2 separate regions of the Homo sapiens genome follow, and region 1 is linked to region 2. Evidence: chromatin loops called from intact Hi-C (ENCODE). Cell type or tissue: mammary epithelial cell. All regions are shown on one strand.

The links. Peaks named below come from ENCODE experiments on the same cell type or tissue, not always from the same donor. Only the 100,000 strongest peaks of a DNase experiment are listed, where the experiment ranks them.
Region 1: a loop joins it to region 2, with 14 times the contacts of the local background. A loop is called at or near these places in 17 of 110 quality-filtered maps.

Annotation. Positions count from the first base shown.
Region 1 is chr2:219,526,403-219,534,402 of GRCh38, reverse strand. It overlaps ASIC4 (acid sensing ion channel subunit family member 4), which reads right to left. Exons shown (of 10, transcript NM_018674.6): 2 at 2,501-2,645; 3 at 2,275-2,402; 4 at 1,926-2,088; 5 at 1,464-1,520. Among named protein-coding and RNA genes, the nearest start is that of ASIC4-AS1, 13 kb to the right of the region's middle. RefSeq lists an enhancer at 1,563-2,160. In mammary epithelial cell, a CTCF peak has its summit at 4,052 (motif pointing right); DNase peaks (open chromatin) are centred at 282 and 4,072; H3K27me3 peaks cover 145 bases.
Region 2 is chr2:219,156,755-219,164,754 of GRCh38, reverse strand. It overlaps NHEJ1 (non-homologous end joining factor 1), which reads left to right and starts at 3,940. Exons shown (of 8, transcript NM_024782.3): 1 at 3,940-4,035; 2 at 6,393-6,569; 3 at 7,071-7,283. The coding sequence starts at 6,393. SLC23A3 (solute carrier family 23 member 3) reads left to right here. Exons shown (of 12, transcript NM_001144889.2): 9 at 417-522; 10 at 1,200-1,367; 11 at 2,361-2,456; 12 at 2,551-3,290. The coding sequence ends at 2,846. RefSeq lists a silencer at 4,156-4,275. In mammary epithelial cell, a CTCF peak has its summit at 4,515 (motif pointing left); DNase peaks (open chromatin) are centred at 3,924, 4,194 and 4,454; H3K4me3 peaks cover 1,326 bases; H3K27ac peaks cover 279 bases.

The sequences.
Region 1 (8,000 bases), 370 kb before region 2:
CCTCCTGCAGGCCTGGTGGGAATGAAGGCTCCCCATGTTGCTAGCTCTGTGGTCTACCGCTGTGCCTTGCAGGCACCTTACTCCTGATCACATATCTGTTCCTTCACTAAACATCTCCAATCACCCCTGTGACAGATGCAGGTGGTGTGGGGGACAGAGAAGGGCTGGATGTGTGTGGCTGCCCAGTGTCTCAAACCCAGCCCCAAGGCCCCAGGTGTCTGGATTACTGCAGCCAGCTTCGCCAGTCCCTGGCTTTGAGTCTCCTCCCCTCCTATCTCATTGGACTCACCTGGCATTCCTGCCTTGCCACAGGCCTTTGTTGGCTTCCTAGAGCCTCCCTCCTCTTTTTTTTTTTTTTTTTTTTTTTTTTTGAGACAGGGTAACTCTGTAGCTCAGACTAGAGTGCAATGGTGTGATCCCAGCTCACCGCAGCCTCAACCTCCCAGGCTCAAGCCTATCCTCTTGCCTCAGCCTCCCGAATAGGTGGGACTATAGATGTGCACCACCACACCCAGTTCACTTTTTTATTTTTTGCAGAGACAGGGTCTCACCATGTTGCCCAGGCTGGTCTTGAACTACTGGGCTCAAGTGATCCACAGACCCTGGCCTCCCAAAGTGCTGGGTCTACACTTGTGAGCCACCGTGCCTGGCCTCCCTCCTCTACTCTTTCTACTCCCTCCCCTGTTCTCTGCCCTGCAGCCACACAGACCTTTCAGTGCCCCGGACACAGCATGCTCTTTCTGGCCACAGGTCTTCAGTGTATGTCCCCCTTTGCACCTGACTCTTATACACCCATCAAGCCTCAGCTAATGTGTCCCTTCCTCTAGGAATCCTCCCTACCTTCCCAGGCTAGGGCTGCACACCCCTCCTTGGGGCCTTGCAGCACACCCGAGGCTCCCCTCTCCAGGAGTTGACGGGCTGTGTGGGAATGGCTGTCCACAGCCCTGCCGGGGTGTAAGCTCTCCAAGGGCAGGGCTGTCGCCCCCACTCTCACCTCCAGTACCCAGCACAGGCTGTAAAGGTCTGGAGAATGCGCGAATCGATGAATGGATGGATAGATGGATGAACTGCAGATCAGGCAAGATCTGTGGACAGATGGGGTTTGCCTTACCCACACCGATAGCCAGCAATGCATTTTTCCTGAGACCAAGAGAGAAGTCATTTCACTTTCTCAAAGTGGGTGAGCTCATTGGCTGAACCAAGATGAGAAGCCCAGACCTTCACTCCCAGTCCTGGCTTCTCTGCAACCCCCCACCCTGCTGCCTCCACTTACCCAAGTGTCTGTACCTGCAGAGGTCCGCAGACCTCTCCCCAACCCCACTGAAGTATGGGCTAAGGCTCAACCCCCAGGAAGAACCCTCCAGGAAGAGATTGGGAGGGGAGGATCCAAGACAGTGAGGAGAAGAGTGGACAGAGACATGAAGAGGCTGATGGAGAGGTAGGAAAGGGTAGGCAGCACGGACCCAGTGTGTGGTCTGCACACTCGATGTAGATATTTGGTGGGCAGATGGTCTCATTGCCTGAAAGGAGAGAAGATTATTCCTGGAATCTACGATCACTTCCCCTGTCCCCCACACGCCCAAATGTAAGCACATACATGCATGCACACACATATGCACACATTTGCATAAATGTGCTTGAACACCACACACACAACCCCCACAAATACGCAACCACGGATATAAATGAGCATGCACGTACACAAATACATATTAACATGCACACAGGCATCTGCATGCCGGCATTCCCACATGCATATGTGAAACCATGTTTAAAAATCCCAAACACTCACACTCACACGGGTACAGACACATACACATGTTGTATACATGCACCTGCCTGTGCACATGAGCAGTGCCTTGCCCCGGGAGGCTCTGGAGCCTAGCAGGGTGGCATGGAGGGCTGGCTGGGGGTGGGGTGCCCACCTGGCATGTGCACCATCCGGCAGTGGCAGCGCTGAAGCACGGCCTCCTTTTCACAGCGCAGCCGGCAGGCAGACACACTGTAGGCCGAGTAGCCCTGAAGCTCAGGCTCCCTGAGCTCACTCTCTGCGCGGCAGTTGCCCCAGGGCTGGGGCAGGTAGGTCAGCTGCAGAGGTGGGGCATGATGAGGTCATGCTCAGGAATCCCACCCAGTCCTCCAGTGCCCACAGCCCCAGCAAAGTCAACACAGCTGGCAGGCTCTGAGCTTCTAGAGGGCAGGTTTGCTCCACATCCCCTCTGAGCCCAAAGGCGAGCCCTGTGCCCAATCCAGGGCCTAGCAGGAGATGCTCACCCGCTGTTCCTGGCAGGACACAAAGGTCTGGAAGCCTGGGGACACCCCGAACCCCAGCTGGTGGATGTAGGGCGGCTCCTCCTGGCTGTGGATCTGCACCCGAATACCTGCCTCAAACGACGTCTCATCTGCACAGCAGAGATGGGGACCTTTGGAAACCCATCCCAGGCAGAGGGCCCAGGCCCCAGTCCCCAAGGTGGCCCTTGTCCCTTTCCGGCCTGCGTACTTGTCTCCCTCCAGATGGGCAGGTACTCCTCCTGCTGGATGTCCAGCATGATCTCCAGGCCACTGCCCATGCCCCCTGCCCGGCTGGGCAGCGAGCTCCGCGGGTCCGCGTTGAAGGTGTAACACTTCCCATAGCGAGTATAGACCTGGGAGGTGGGGTGAGAGAGCAGGAGGGGAGATGAAAGGAGTGGCCAAGGCAACTCCGAAGTTCCCTGCTCCCTGCTGAGGGCCACCAGATCTGCTTGGACACTCCAGTCCCGTATCCTAGCAAGCAATGTACAGCCCAGCCTCTCCAATCAGCGCCAACTTTTCTACTGATGGCCTCCCTTAGATGATTAGAAAGCATCTCCAACCCAACAGCACATCAACACCTTCCCAAACCCTGCCTTCCCCCCACCGTTTTCCTCCACCCTAGTAAACCACCCCACTATATCCACCCAGTTTCTCAAGTCGGAATTTCTGAAATCTCCCCTTCCATCACTCCTGCATCCAAGCCAACAGCTAGTCCTGGGACACTTCTTTCTCTTCTTTTTTTTTTGAGATATGGTCTTGCTCTGTTGCCCAGGCTGGTGTGCAGTGGCACGATCTCGGCTCACAGCAGCCTCAACCTTCCAGACTCAAGCCATCCTCCTGCTTCAGCCTGACAAGCAGCTGGGATTACAAGCATATGCCACCAAGCCCAGCTAATTTTTTTTTTTTTACTTTTTATTTTATTTTTGTAGAGACAGGGTCTTTCTATGTTGCCCAGGCTGGTCTTGAACTCTTGGGCCCAAGCAATCCTTCTGCTTTGGCTTCCCAAAGTGCTGGGATTACAAGCATGAGCCACCACATCCAGCCTCCAGCCCACTTCTGAAATACATTTAGAATCCATCCACTTTCCTTCCTTCTCCAGCAACCCTCATTTTGCCATCTCCTCCTAACTGCTCTCCCACCTTGGTCCACCCTTGCCCCTCCCTACCGGAAGCCATGGTGCCCAGTCCACAGTGCTCAGATCCAATGAAACCACTAACTGACTTACCCAACAATAGCTTCCCATTTCCCACATAATGAAGTCATGCTCCTTCCCTAACCCAAAAGTGCCCATGTGATGTGGCCCTTGCCTGCCTCTCCCACCACCTCCCCCACATGTCTGTGACAAGTTCAGACACCTGGACTCCTTTTCTCCTCGGGCTTTTGTTGTTGTTGTCCCCTCTCCTGGAATGCCCCCGCACACACACTCATGGTATGGCTAGCTGCCCATCACTGAAGCCTCAGCATGTCACACTCCTACATCACACGGCCACATTCAGTGTCACCGTCCATGCATCCACATGTCTGTTGGTTTGCTCAAGGTACTTATCAAGACCTGAGATGATCTTGTTCATCTACTTGTCTCCTGTCCATTGTCCATCTCCCTCAATGAGCATGTATGCCGCACAGGAGCAGGAGCCTGTCTGGTGTCCCCAGCCTCTGGCCCAGTGCAGGGCACAAGGGACACTTGAATGAGCAGTCTCTGCCGCACAGAAGCCCGGCTCCCTTTTCCTCTGCGGAGAGTTCTCCTGCATGGACAGCAGATGGCGCTGGCGCCCCGGAGATGGAAGCCCAGGCTCCCGCTGGGGATTTAGCTGCCACCAGGAGCTGCGCAGCGGCAGGGGTGGAGAACAGGCTGAGGGAGAGGCGGGTTCTAGTTCCCCCCTGCCAGGCTTCCCTAACAGAGCCGAGCCCCTGGGTCAAACCCATCACAGGCAGCACCTTCCCTGAGGGCAAGGGGTCGGCGCACTCAATCACTCTCTCCCGCTCCCCCTCCCCTCTCCTTGGGAACATTTCCCACTGGTAAAAGCTGGAAGAAATGGCAGGAAGCGGTGTGGAAGGAAAAAGAGATCCTGAATGCCTGGCTACACAGGGGGAGTGCAGAAGGGAGAGAGGCTGGGTGGAGGGCAGCGAACCAACTGAGAGTCCTCCTGAGACCTCCTAGGGGGCAGGGTGAAGTCCCCATGCCTGAGAAGTAGACCACCCTGCTGCAGTGCTCTGGGAGTCGCAGCCCTGATCCTCCCCTCTCCCACAGTTCTTCTACCACCCAACCACCCTGCCTCCCGTTCCCGAAACAAAAACGTGTGCACCACAAACAAAGCACCCTGAGTTTACAGAACACAGTGCCGTCTACCGTTGCACACATCCCCTCAGTACCAGCTAGGTGTAGTTATCCCAACTACTTCAGATGAGGACATCACAGCTCAGAGAAGTGAAGTGACGTCCAAAGTCACACAGCTGGGAAGAAGGAGAGGTGCACCTCATCGAGGGGCGAGGCTCCAGCTGCTCCTGCAAACCATTGCTGGCACCCCCCACTCCAAGCCTAGCCTACCTCGGGATCCAGCTCCTGCCCCAGCCCCATCCAGGTAGATGAGACAGGAATGGGCCCCAGTCCCGTCCCTTTCTCTTCTCCCATTCCTCGTTCCCTCCTGCATCGTTCCTCTGTACCTTCCTCACCCTTTCTTCTCCATATCGGCTTCTCTTCAATTCCTTTCCTGTCCCCCAAGTCCTCTCCTTCCCTCAACATCCCCCACACACCTTTACCAGCTCCCAGATTCAAGTCCTTGACCCCACAGGTATCACCCCTGCCCTCCTCCCTGCTATGTATCCATCTGTGGGGCAGGAGTGGGTGTCATGGACAGCTCAGGAGCACTCAGTATGCCCCATGCACTGTGCTAAACGCTTCACATGTTCTATCTGGATGAATCCTCACAACTACCCTGTGAGGTGGGTACTATTATCTCCCCATTCTACAGAGAAAGAAATGGAGGCTCAGAGAATTCAACTGGTTTCCCAAGATTTTCAAGCCCAGGGCTTAAACACTATTGTGCACACAAATCAGGGGGATCTTTTTAAAGTGCAGAGTCTGGTAGAACAGATGTGGGGAGGGAGCTGGACAAGGCTGAGAGTCCATGGGCCACACTGTGAGTAGAAAGGCACTAGGTAAAGGAGGAGAACCCAGCAAGACAGCCCGACTCTAGACCTGTGCTCTTATCGCAAGTCACTGGAGGTGGAGGAACTCTGAAATGGGCCTGGTGCAAGATTCCTCTATCCCATCCAGGTGCAGTGGCTCACACCTGTAATCCCAGCACTTTGGGAGACCAAGGAGGGCAGAACACTTGAGGTCAGGAGTTCAAGACCAGCCTGACCAACATGGTGAAACCACATCTCTACTAAAAATACAAAAATTAGCTGGGTGTCATGGTGGGCACCTGTAATCCCAGCTACTCAGGAGGCTGAGGTAGGAGAATCGCTTCAACTCAGGAGGTGGAGGTTGCAGTGAGCTGAGATCACACCACCGCACTCCAGCCTGGGCAACAGAGTGAGACTCCATCTCAAAAAACAACAACAACAACAACAACAAAAAGTCCAGACCCCAGGACTCACGCATGTAATCCCAACACTAACACTTGGGAGGCTGAGGAGGGCAGATCACAAGGTCAGGAGTTTGAGACCAGCCTGGCCAATATGGTGAAACTCCCGTCTCTACTAAAAATACAAAAATAAGCTGGGTGTGGTGGCGGGCTCCTGTAGTTCCAGCTACTCAGGGGGCTGAGATAGGAGAATCGCTTGAACCCAGGAGGCAGAGGTTGCAGTGAGCTGAGATCACGCCACTGCACTCCAGCCTGGGTGACAGAGCAGGACTCTGTCTCAAAAAAACAGAAAAACAAAATTCCTGGGTCCTGGTGGTGTGGGAAATGCTGATGGGAGGCATATATTAGTATTTGTAGAAATCTGAAAGTACTCAACCTCTTCCTATTTCAAACCAAGAAGATGCTAGAATCAGCTCTTGCTGACACAGCCAGTTTTGCGTATATGCTCCAGTTGAAAGGCTAAAGAAGGCATGGGCGACGTGGGGTACCCACGTTATGAGCTCCTCACTCATGTCCCTCAGCATTCAGCACCACCTCGGCGGAGCCCTGACTGCCAGGCACCGTTGTGGTGTCTCTGAAGCTCAGCCTCACCCATGGGACCATGAACTCCATGTGACCAGGAGTCCTGTTTCCCTCTTGGCATCCCCAGAGCCCAGCGAGATTTGCAGAAGGAGGTATGAGGTGGGAGGAAGGAAAGCAAACACTATCAAACATCCCGACTTTGTACCAAGTCCTGTGATAGGTGCTTTTGATCTATTTTCTCCTTTGAGTCTCCAAGAAACCCATATGAGCTAAGTATTTTTGCCCCCATTTAATGATTAGGTACCTGAAGCTCAGAGAAGGAAAGTGACTTGGCTAAGGGCACACAGCAAATAAATGACAGCCGAGATTCAAACAGAACTGAACCCCAGGTCAAAGCACAGTAGGTGCTTATAGAACACCTGGTGGGTGTTCAGTGAATGAATGGCTCTTGGAGGCTCCTGACTCTCGGAGGGGCTGGGGCAGCGTCCCTACCTGGTACCTCCAACAGACACACACAGACACATGCTACATGGAACCGAGCCCACCCTACACAGGGCAGAACGAATGCCCAGCTGGCGAGGGTGGTGGTTCCTTGGCACACAAACCCTCAAGGTGGCTGTGCAGAGTCGGGGTGACAAAGGGAGATGGGTGGAAGTTGTCTGGGTCTCAGGGATACTCTGCAGGGAACGGACTGGCCAGACTGGCAGGAGGAGGCCACCTGCACAGCCCGGGTCAGTCCTGACTGCTGGTCAGAGCACAGCGTTGCCCAGGAGACAGTCCCTGGGCCAGGCAGGCAGGGGTGGGTGGAGCCATCAGCTCCTAAGTGGCAGAACTCTGGTGGCAGCACAGCCCACAGCTTCTTCCATGGAGACGGCACGGCAGCTCTGCCACAAGGTCCCACAGGTTGTCCACTGCTCCCTCCCCATGGACTGGCCCAGGAAGAGGGGGCAGTATGCAAAGGAGTTGAGAGTCCAGGGTCCGGTCACGGAAAGGGGAAGGTCGTGGGCCAGGGAGTGTCCTGATGGCAGAGGGGCTATCTCCAGATCACCAGCTCTCAGCCTCTGGGCCGTGTCCCCATCTCAGACCCCCATGTCCTCCTTTGGTCTGGCCCTCCCTCTCTCTCTGCCTTAGCTCCAGGTCCACGCTCCTGGCCCTAGCTGGGGCATGTGTCCTCCCAAAGCCCCTCCCGGCCTTGGCTGACAGCTCCTAGACAGGACTATGTCTGTGCTGTACACTGACACTCAGGTCCCCTCCCCCACCTTCCTTCTGGCCAGCACCTGCCTGTCCTTCTCTGATCACCTCCCCTTTAGTGTTGGCCTGAACCCCAGCCTGGGTCTGTCTGCCTCGCTAGCCTCTGTTTCCTGATCTCAGTCTGTCTCTCGAGTCCTTCTCTATCCGCCTGACCCGTCTGTCCCTGCCCCTGATCAGTTATCCACTTGGACTCTGTTTCTCTGCCCCTGCCCTCTGTTGACCTGTCCATCCCCTTGGCCTCTTTCTCTCCCATTGTCCTGGATGCCCCCTGACCTTTTTGTCCCTTGCCCACTGCACTCTCTATCCTATTTGCTTTCTTCTCTATCCATCCCTTAGTCTGGCTGT
Region 2 (8,000 bases):
AACCCTGTCTCTACTAAAAATACAAAAATTAGCTGGGCATGGTGTTGTGCACCTATAATTCCAGCTACTCAGGAGGCTGAGGCAGGAGAATCGCTTGAGCCTGGGAGGCAGAGGTTGCTGTGAGCCGAGACCGCACCACTGCACTCCAGCCTGGGCGACAGAGCGAGACTCCATCTCAAAAAATTAAAAATTAAAAAAAGAAAAGTGAAGAAAATTTCAGAAGGCAATAAGTGCTATATAAAAAAATCAGGGTAGTGGGATGGAAAGGAGGCACGTTTAGATAGACTGGCCAGGAAGGCTTCTTGGAAGAGTAACATTTGAGCTGGGATCCAAATGATGAGAAGGAACCAGTAAGGCAAAGACCTGGGACAGTCTGAGGAAGTGGCTGTGTTTTCCAGTGTCTTTTCTTCATGCAGGCTGGATCTCAGCAAGTGGCTCACTTAGTGGGGCTACTCTGCGTGGGGCTTGGACTCTCCCCCAGGTTGGCTCAGCTCCTCACCACCATCCCACTGCCTGTTGTTGGTGAGTGGATGTATCAACAGGGCTGGTATTGAACTGCTACTCCCCAGTGTGGCCTGATCAGTTCTTTAGGATGGCACCCTTTCCTTCTAAATAGCTTTCCTGGATGGATGGGTGGATGGATGGATGGATGGATGGATATGAGCATGTGTCAGCCTCAATTTCTCAGCCCAACATTTTGGTCTTCTCTTGATTGGGCTTCTGGGCTTCCTGAAGAATCAGAAATCAGCCTCAGGCTGGGCGTGGTGGCCCACACCTGTAATCCCAGCACTTTGGGAGGCCCAGACAGGCAGATCACTTGAGGTCAGGAGTTCGAGATCAGCCTGGCCAACATGATGAAACCCTGTCTCTACTAAAAGTGCAAAAATTAGCTGGGCGTGGTGGCACATGCCTGTAATCCCAGCTACTCGGGAGGCTGAGGCAGGAGAAATCGCTTGAATCCGGGAGTAGGAAGCGGAGGTTGCAGTGAGCCGAGATTGCACCACTGCACTCCAGGCTGGGCGTTACAGTGAGACTTGCTCTCAAAAAAAAACCAAAAAAACAAAAAAACAAAAAAAACAAAAATCATTCTCTTGGGTTTTATTTGTTTCCCATTACAACCTGCTTGCCCTGCAATACTCCATGCTATGTGAGCCCCCTTGACTCCTCCTGACCCCCTTGATTTCTTCTGTATGAGACAGGTGGGGTGCTGGGGGTGACCCAGGCTGTGGTTTTGTCTGCTGGATTCTCCAGCTTCTACCTGGCTGACATAGACTCTGGGCGAAATATCTTCATTGTGGGCTTCTCCATCTTCATGGCCTTGCTGCTGCCAAGATGGTTTCGGGAAGCCCCAGTCCTGTTCAGCACAGGTAGGTGGAAGGGAAGAGGCGTTGCTCAGTAGCAGGAAAGCAAGTTGAGGCTTCAGGCTGCCCGGACTCCTGGCCCCACAGCCTTCTCTGGGCTTTGGTGTAAATACTTCATCCATTTGTTTAACAGATATTTATTGAGCACTATGCTAGCCATTTGGAATACAAAGATGCCTTCCGTTATTACAGCGTAGTACAAGAGATGAGATGTGTAGGAAAATAACAGGAAAGGTTCAGATAAAGAGCTACAGTGCTCAGTGGCAAGAGAGATAGCTTCTGTTTGAGGTGATCCAGTAACAGAGCTGGTCTTGAAGGATGGTAAGTTTTAAACATCTTTGGTGAGAAGAAGGTCATTCCTGATGGAGGAACCATCATTTATGCAAAGACACAGAAGTGGGAAGTCTTAGGATATGTCCTGAGAGCAGTAAATTGCTTAATTTGTCTCACCCAGTTCTCAACTGGGTGATTTTGCCCCCATGGGGACATTTGGCAATGTCTGGAGACATTTTTGGCTGTTACAAATGGAGGAAGAGGGAGTTGTTACTAGGGTTTAGTGGATAGAAAGATGCTGCTAAACATCCTACACTGTACAGGACATCCCCCCTGCACCACCACCCCCAACAAAGAATTATCTGGTCCAAGATGTCAGTAGGACTGAGGTTGAAAAACCCAGGATAGAGCATAGAGGGTAAAAAATGGGAGATGAGGTTGGGACTTAAATATTACGCTTTCTAGAGAAAGGGAACCTGGAATAGTCAAAGCATATATGGAGGGTGTGTGGATGATCAGAACACAGGGTGTTGAGCAGGAATCCTGTGGGAAAGGCCTGGATTTGGAAAGTGGAGAGTAGAAAGACAAAGGGTGAGAGGGATGAAATGACAATTCAGAAAGATCTGTCCTTAGTCCAAGGCTTAGGTTTAGGTCTGGGAGGGTAAGACTCCTGGGCTTGGATATAGGATCAGAGTTCCCTTCCTGCCTGGCCCCAACTCTTCATAGGCTGGAGCCCCTTGGATGTATTACTGCACTCACTGCTGACACAGCCCATCTTCCTGGCTGGACTCTCAGGCTTCCTACTAGAGAACACGATTCCTGGTAAGTTGAGGCTAGGCCCTAGCAGACTGGGGAGTGGCCAGGAAGCCATCCCTCCCTGGGATGGGCAATAGCCTGACAAACCTCTCTTTTGCAGGCACACAGCTTGAGCGAGGCCTAGGTCAAGGGCTACCATCTCCTTTCACTGCCCAAGAGGCTCGAATGCCTCAGAAGCCCAGGGAGAAGGCTGCTCAAGTGTACAGACTTCCTTTCCCCATCCAAAACCTCTGTCCCTGCATCCCCCAGCCTCTCCACTGCCTCTGCCCACTGCCTGAAGACCCTGGGGATGAGGAAGGAGGCTCCTCTGAGCCAGAAGAGATGGCAGACTTGCTGCCTGGCTCAGGGGAGCCATGCCCTGAATCTAGCAGAGAAGGGTTTAGGTCCCAGAAATGACCAGAACGCCTACTTCTGCCCTGGTTAATTTAGCCCTAACTCTCATCTGCTGGAGAGTCAGCTCCCAAACTGTTCTTTCTTGTAGGCAGAGGATATGTGTGTGTGTATTACATGGGACTGTCTAGAGGTTCCATTTCCCAATAGGGTGGGTTGCCTTTCCTTGTCTTAATTAGGCCTAACTGTTCCAGAGCAGAGGCCATGATTTAGTGGACCATGAATGATTGAGATTTTGCCTGTGTACTATCAATGCCACTTGAACCCCAGCATTCACTTTAATACTTACTGAGCATCTCCCATGTGCAAGGTCCTGGAACTACAGGGATAAGACAGGGTCCATGCCGTCTCAAGGCATTTACGGTTTAAAAAGACCTTTGTAATTACTAACGAAAATGCAAAGCAGAAAGCAGTCTGTAATAAAGATTAAAATAATGCCGTGGGAGCAAAGAGGAAGGGATAATGAATTCTGATTGGGGACAGTGGGAAAGGCTTTATGCAAGAAGCAATGAGGATGGCCTTGACAAATGAGGATTTTTGGTTTTGGAAAATGGATGCAGAGAAGTTTTCAGGTTCGGGGTCCAGCTTGAGCAAAGCCATGGGTTGTACAAAGTCCAAGATAGGTGAGGGGTTTCAAATTTCTCAGTAGTGAGGGAGTATAAGTACGGGGATGATGGAGAAATGAAGCAGGAGAGGTAAAGGATGAGGTCGGACTATGGGACTTATGCCTGGGAGACTCCTTCCTTCAACAACTCTAGTGCTGGTGGAGGACCTGAGAGATCATCTACAGAAGTTCAATCCCTTATTTTGTTAAAAAGAGACCGGATAGGTAGGGGAGGGAAGAGAAGTGACTCAAGTTTGACAAATCCAAACCTGGGCTCCCCTCTCCTGCGCCTCGCCCGCTATTCTTTCCACTCGGCCAGCGTGACTCCAAGACGCGCCACTACCCTTCTACTAGCCGGCTGCCCGGCCTCTCCTCCACTTACCCTGGCCACTGGGGCGCTCCTCTCATCAGTGTCCCAGGCCCAGAAGCCCCGCCCACGCCAGGCATAGGCCCCGCCCCTGTATCCCAAGACCCTGCCTCCTCTTGCGGTGGGGGGAAAGCGGCCTCTTACTCTAGGCCTTTCGGTTTGCGCGAGCGGGCAGGAAAGCGTGCGTGCGGCTAAGAGAGTGGGCGCTCTCGCGGCCGCTGACGGTAGGTGGAATCGCGTTCGAGTCCGGGCAGGAGCAAGCCAGCGAGGGGCTGCTCAGACGCTGCGGGTTGGCCCTGGCGCTGGCCTTTTCTCCCTGGAGGGAGCGCGCGCTGCCGGGGTCCAGGGCAGGCCTCCGGGGGAGGGGTGGGCGGGGCCGCGCGTGCGCAGTCCGCTGGCTGCTGCCCGGCGTGGATGGTAGGGCTCGAGTGAAGGTACTCGTTGGTCGCCTGTTTGGTGCGACGAAGCCGCTGGTGGCCGGCTTTGTTGCCCCTTGAAGCCGCGCCCCAGTGCAGCCAGTGCTGTAGAAATGGGAAGGCGGACAGCGAAGGCTGTTATAGCTGGGGCGGGTGGAAGCGGGACGCCTGGCGGCTCCTGGGGTGGGGCTATGGTTGTGGTGGGACCTAGGGTTCGCGCTGTCCCAGGGGGACCGGGCGGGGCCCAGCCGGGATGCTCTCTGGGCCTCTACTGCCCTCTGCAGGGCGTCGGAGGAACTGCCCAGAGGGGTCACTGCTGAGGAGCGGACTCGGTGCAGATAAAGGTTCTCAAGGGACCCCTCCGCCGGGATGCCGCTCAGCGCCCCTCCACTCAAGAGAAATAAACCCGTGAATCTCGTTAATGTGAATGTTAGAGGCAGCCTTGAAGGAAAAAAGAAAAGGATGAAGTGTAGAAGCTTCGGACGCAGAACGGGACGCGTGTGGTGGGAGCAGGCAGCCGGGGTCTGGTGCCCAATGTGTCAGGCCTTTTTATAGGGCCCGTTACTCCTGGCCACATTTTAAACTCCTCCCCCTTTACCCAACAGACAAACAAAACCCATCAATTTGAGGGTTCTGAGCTTCCGGGCTTTCCGAAGGAATGGGCTAGAATAGTAAACCCAATTTTGGCAACTGTTAAGAGTACACTGGGGAGTGCCTATAAGGGAGATGAAAGTGGCGACTTTATTCGCGTTTGTGACCTTTGGCATTGTGGAGCTCTTGTCCGGCTAGGACTAGCTTAATCATCCCATGACCACTTCTGTCCCCATAAGAGCAGCATGTGGGAAATGTGACGGAAACACCATCCTCCAAACACAAGGCTTTGAGGATGCCATAAAGAAAGATCACCACGTATATGTATATATATGCATATATATATATGCATATATATATGCATATATATATGCATATATATATGCATATATATATATGCATATATATATGCATATATATATAAAGTTATGTCACAAGTCACAAGGGCACACTTCAAAAGCTAGGGGAAATGACTGTGTTAATCAGACTTAATAAGGAATTTCATTATTTACATTCTAAATTTTTCCTTCCTGGTACTTCTGTTCATTTTATATTTGTAGACTGGAATAATGAAGGAAATTGACATATTTTTTTCTCCCCCACAGGAAAAACAATCACATTCTCTGTCAAGCAGCCGTAGTTCTGATTGTCTACTAGGTTAAGCCTACTACTTTAGCTGCTGAGATAGAAAAGTTGTTTTGCAGGGGTTCCAGGCTGGGCATGTTGTCATTGGTGGCAGTGCACTGGAGTGGGAATGTGGAGGATGAGTTAAGTGGAAGTTAATTCAGTCTTTACCTCTGTGATGTGCTCTGCCTTGTATTCATGATTTCCTAGTCATTCTGGTTTTTGTTGAAATGAAATTTAGGTCTTTTCTGTTGCTCCTGGACACAGGTTCTTAGCTCTTTTTTGTGTCATCGATCCCTGAGAGTTTGATGATAGCTGTAGACCTCTTCCCCCTCCCCATGCATATATGCGTGTACACATAACATTTTCATATAATTCTAGAGGATTCACATGCATTGACTCTAGATTAAGAACCTGTTTTAGGGATTTTTAAAAAAATCCTGAGAGCTTCCTAAACTTTGTTTTTAGATAATGATCAAATACTTCGAATTTCCTGGCCCTGACACTATGACTTATGATGTTTTATAAGACAAGAACTATTCCTTCTCTTCTAGTTCTGGGAAAGGATAGGAGTGACATATTTATTAGGAATGTGATAAAGATGGAACAAGAAGGGTTTAGGTTTCCACGTTATGTTATAGTATTAGAAAGCAGAAATACTAACAGCAATATGCTGAGGTTTAAACACTATGGAAGAAAGATTTTCTGTCCTCTAGGAATGTAATATGGGAAAAAAAAAACCCTCAAGATTTTAAATATACTTTTAGTGGCCAGGAGGTAGTAAAGTCAGTGCTCAGCTGGTTGTATACTGGGAGAACGTAAATCCATGCCTTCTATTTTATCAGGGAGGATTTTCATGAGATTTTAGTTGATACAGACTGGTTTGGGTGGTGCCCTCCCTAGGCCAGCATGACCCTGAGGCTCTTTACTAAATGAGGACTTTTTTGCAGATGGAAGAACTGGAGCAAGGCCTGTTGATGCAGCCATGGGCGTGGCTACAGCTTGCAGAGAACTCCCTCTTGGCCAAGGTTTTTATCACCAAGCAGGGCTATGCCTTGTTGGTTTCAGATCTTCAACAGGTGTGGCATGAACAGGTGGACACTAGTGTGGTCAGCCAGCGAGCCAAGGTAAGTATGAGGAGAAGTACTGCTGTGTCGGGGATGTGAACATCAACCAGCTTGCTGGCCTGTAGTTTCCCAAGGAAGGTTGAATCGGGTTGAGACAATTCCAGTTAATGTCCTGTACTTCTACCTGTACTTCTGCCTGGAATCTTTGTGTGTGTGTGTGTGTGTGTGTGTGTGTGTGTGTGTGTGTGTGTGTGAGAGAGAGAGAGAGAGAGAAAGAAAGTTAGTTTCCCTACCCTATGCATGATAATGAATATATTATTTGATCTAGATAGGCCTTTTGTGATTTAATCTTGCCCAAGGCAGAATTGTGAAGTAGGCCAATTGGTCTTTGTGACTCTCTTCTTTTTGTTTTCTTCTTTCCCCTTGTGATGTTTTTATCTTCTCTCCCCTTCCTCTCATGTCCATTGCCTTCGTGTTAACCAGGGCTTTCCTTTGCTGTTACTTATGAGGGAATTAGTTTCCTTTTAGCACCCTTACTCTGTACCACTGCTCTCTCTTTAGGAGCTGAACAAGCGGCTCACTGCTCCTCCTGCAGCTTTCCTCTGTCATTTGGATAATCTCCTTCGCCCATTGTTGAAGGACGCTGCTCACCCTAGCGAAGCTACCTTCTCCTGTGATTGTGTGGCAGATGCACTGATTCTACGGGTGCGAAGTGAGCTCTCTGGCCTCCCCTTCTATTGGAATTTCCACTGCATGCTAGCTAGTCCTTCCCTGGTAAGTGTAATTCGAATGTGGGGTTGGGGGAGGGATGCCAGTTGCTTTGAGAGGAAGCTTTAGGTGCTTTTATTTTTTTTGCAAACCTTGTTTGAAATTCTTCTCCAATCAGAAAACTTTCCTTGACTAAACAGAAGGCAAAAAGGATTCTTGACTGTTAAATCCTTTCCTTGCAAAAGGAGCAGAGTACTGAGTGTCTTTATTCATTAATTAATTTATTCAGCATTTTAAAAGCATCTACAATGGGCTAATTGTTGGTTATCCAGACCTAAAACAATATAGCCTCTTCCTGGAGTTCATAATCTAGTGAGAAGACAGACAAACAGGAAATTATGATAAAGTATGATAGGTTCTTTGAGGTAGACCCTGGATGGTTGAGGATTGGAGAAAACCTCTTTGAAGAGACTGTTACTGAGCTAAGTTTTGAAGATGAGTAGGAGAAAATAAATAGAAAAATCATTGTAGGCAAGAGATGTAGAGATGTGTAAGTGAGGAGCAAGTTCGGGAACTTCATGACTGCTGTGTAGATAGGAAGGCATGAGAAATGAGGGAGGCAGTGGATCTTGAAGGATTCTAATGAGTTTGGATTTTATCTCAAAGGCAACAGGATTCACTGAAAAACTTTAAACAGGAATTTAACATGATCCAATTCGTGGTTTATCAAGATTATTCTGGCAACAGAATAGAATATGTACCAGTGTTAGATACCTTTCTAAA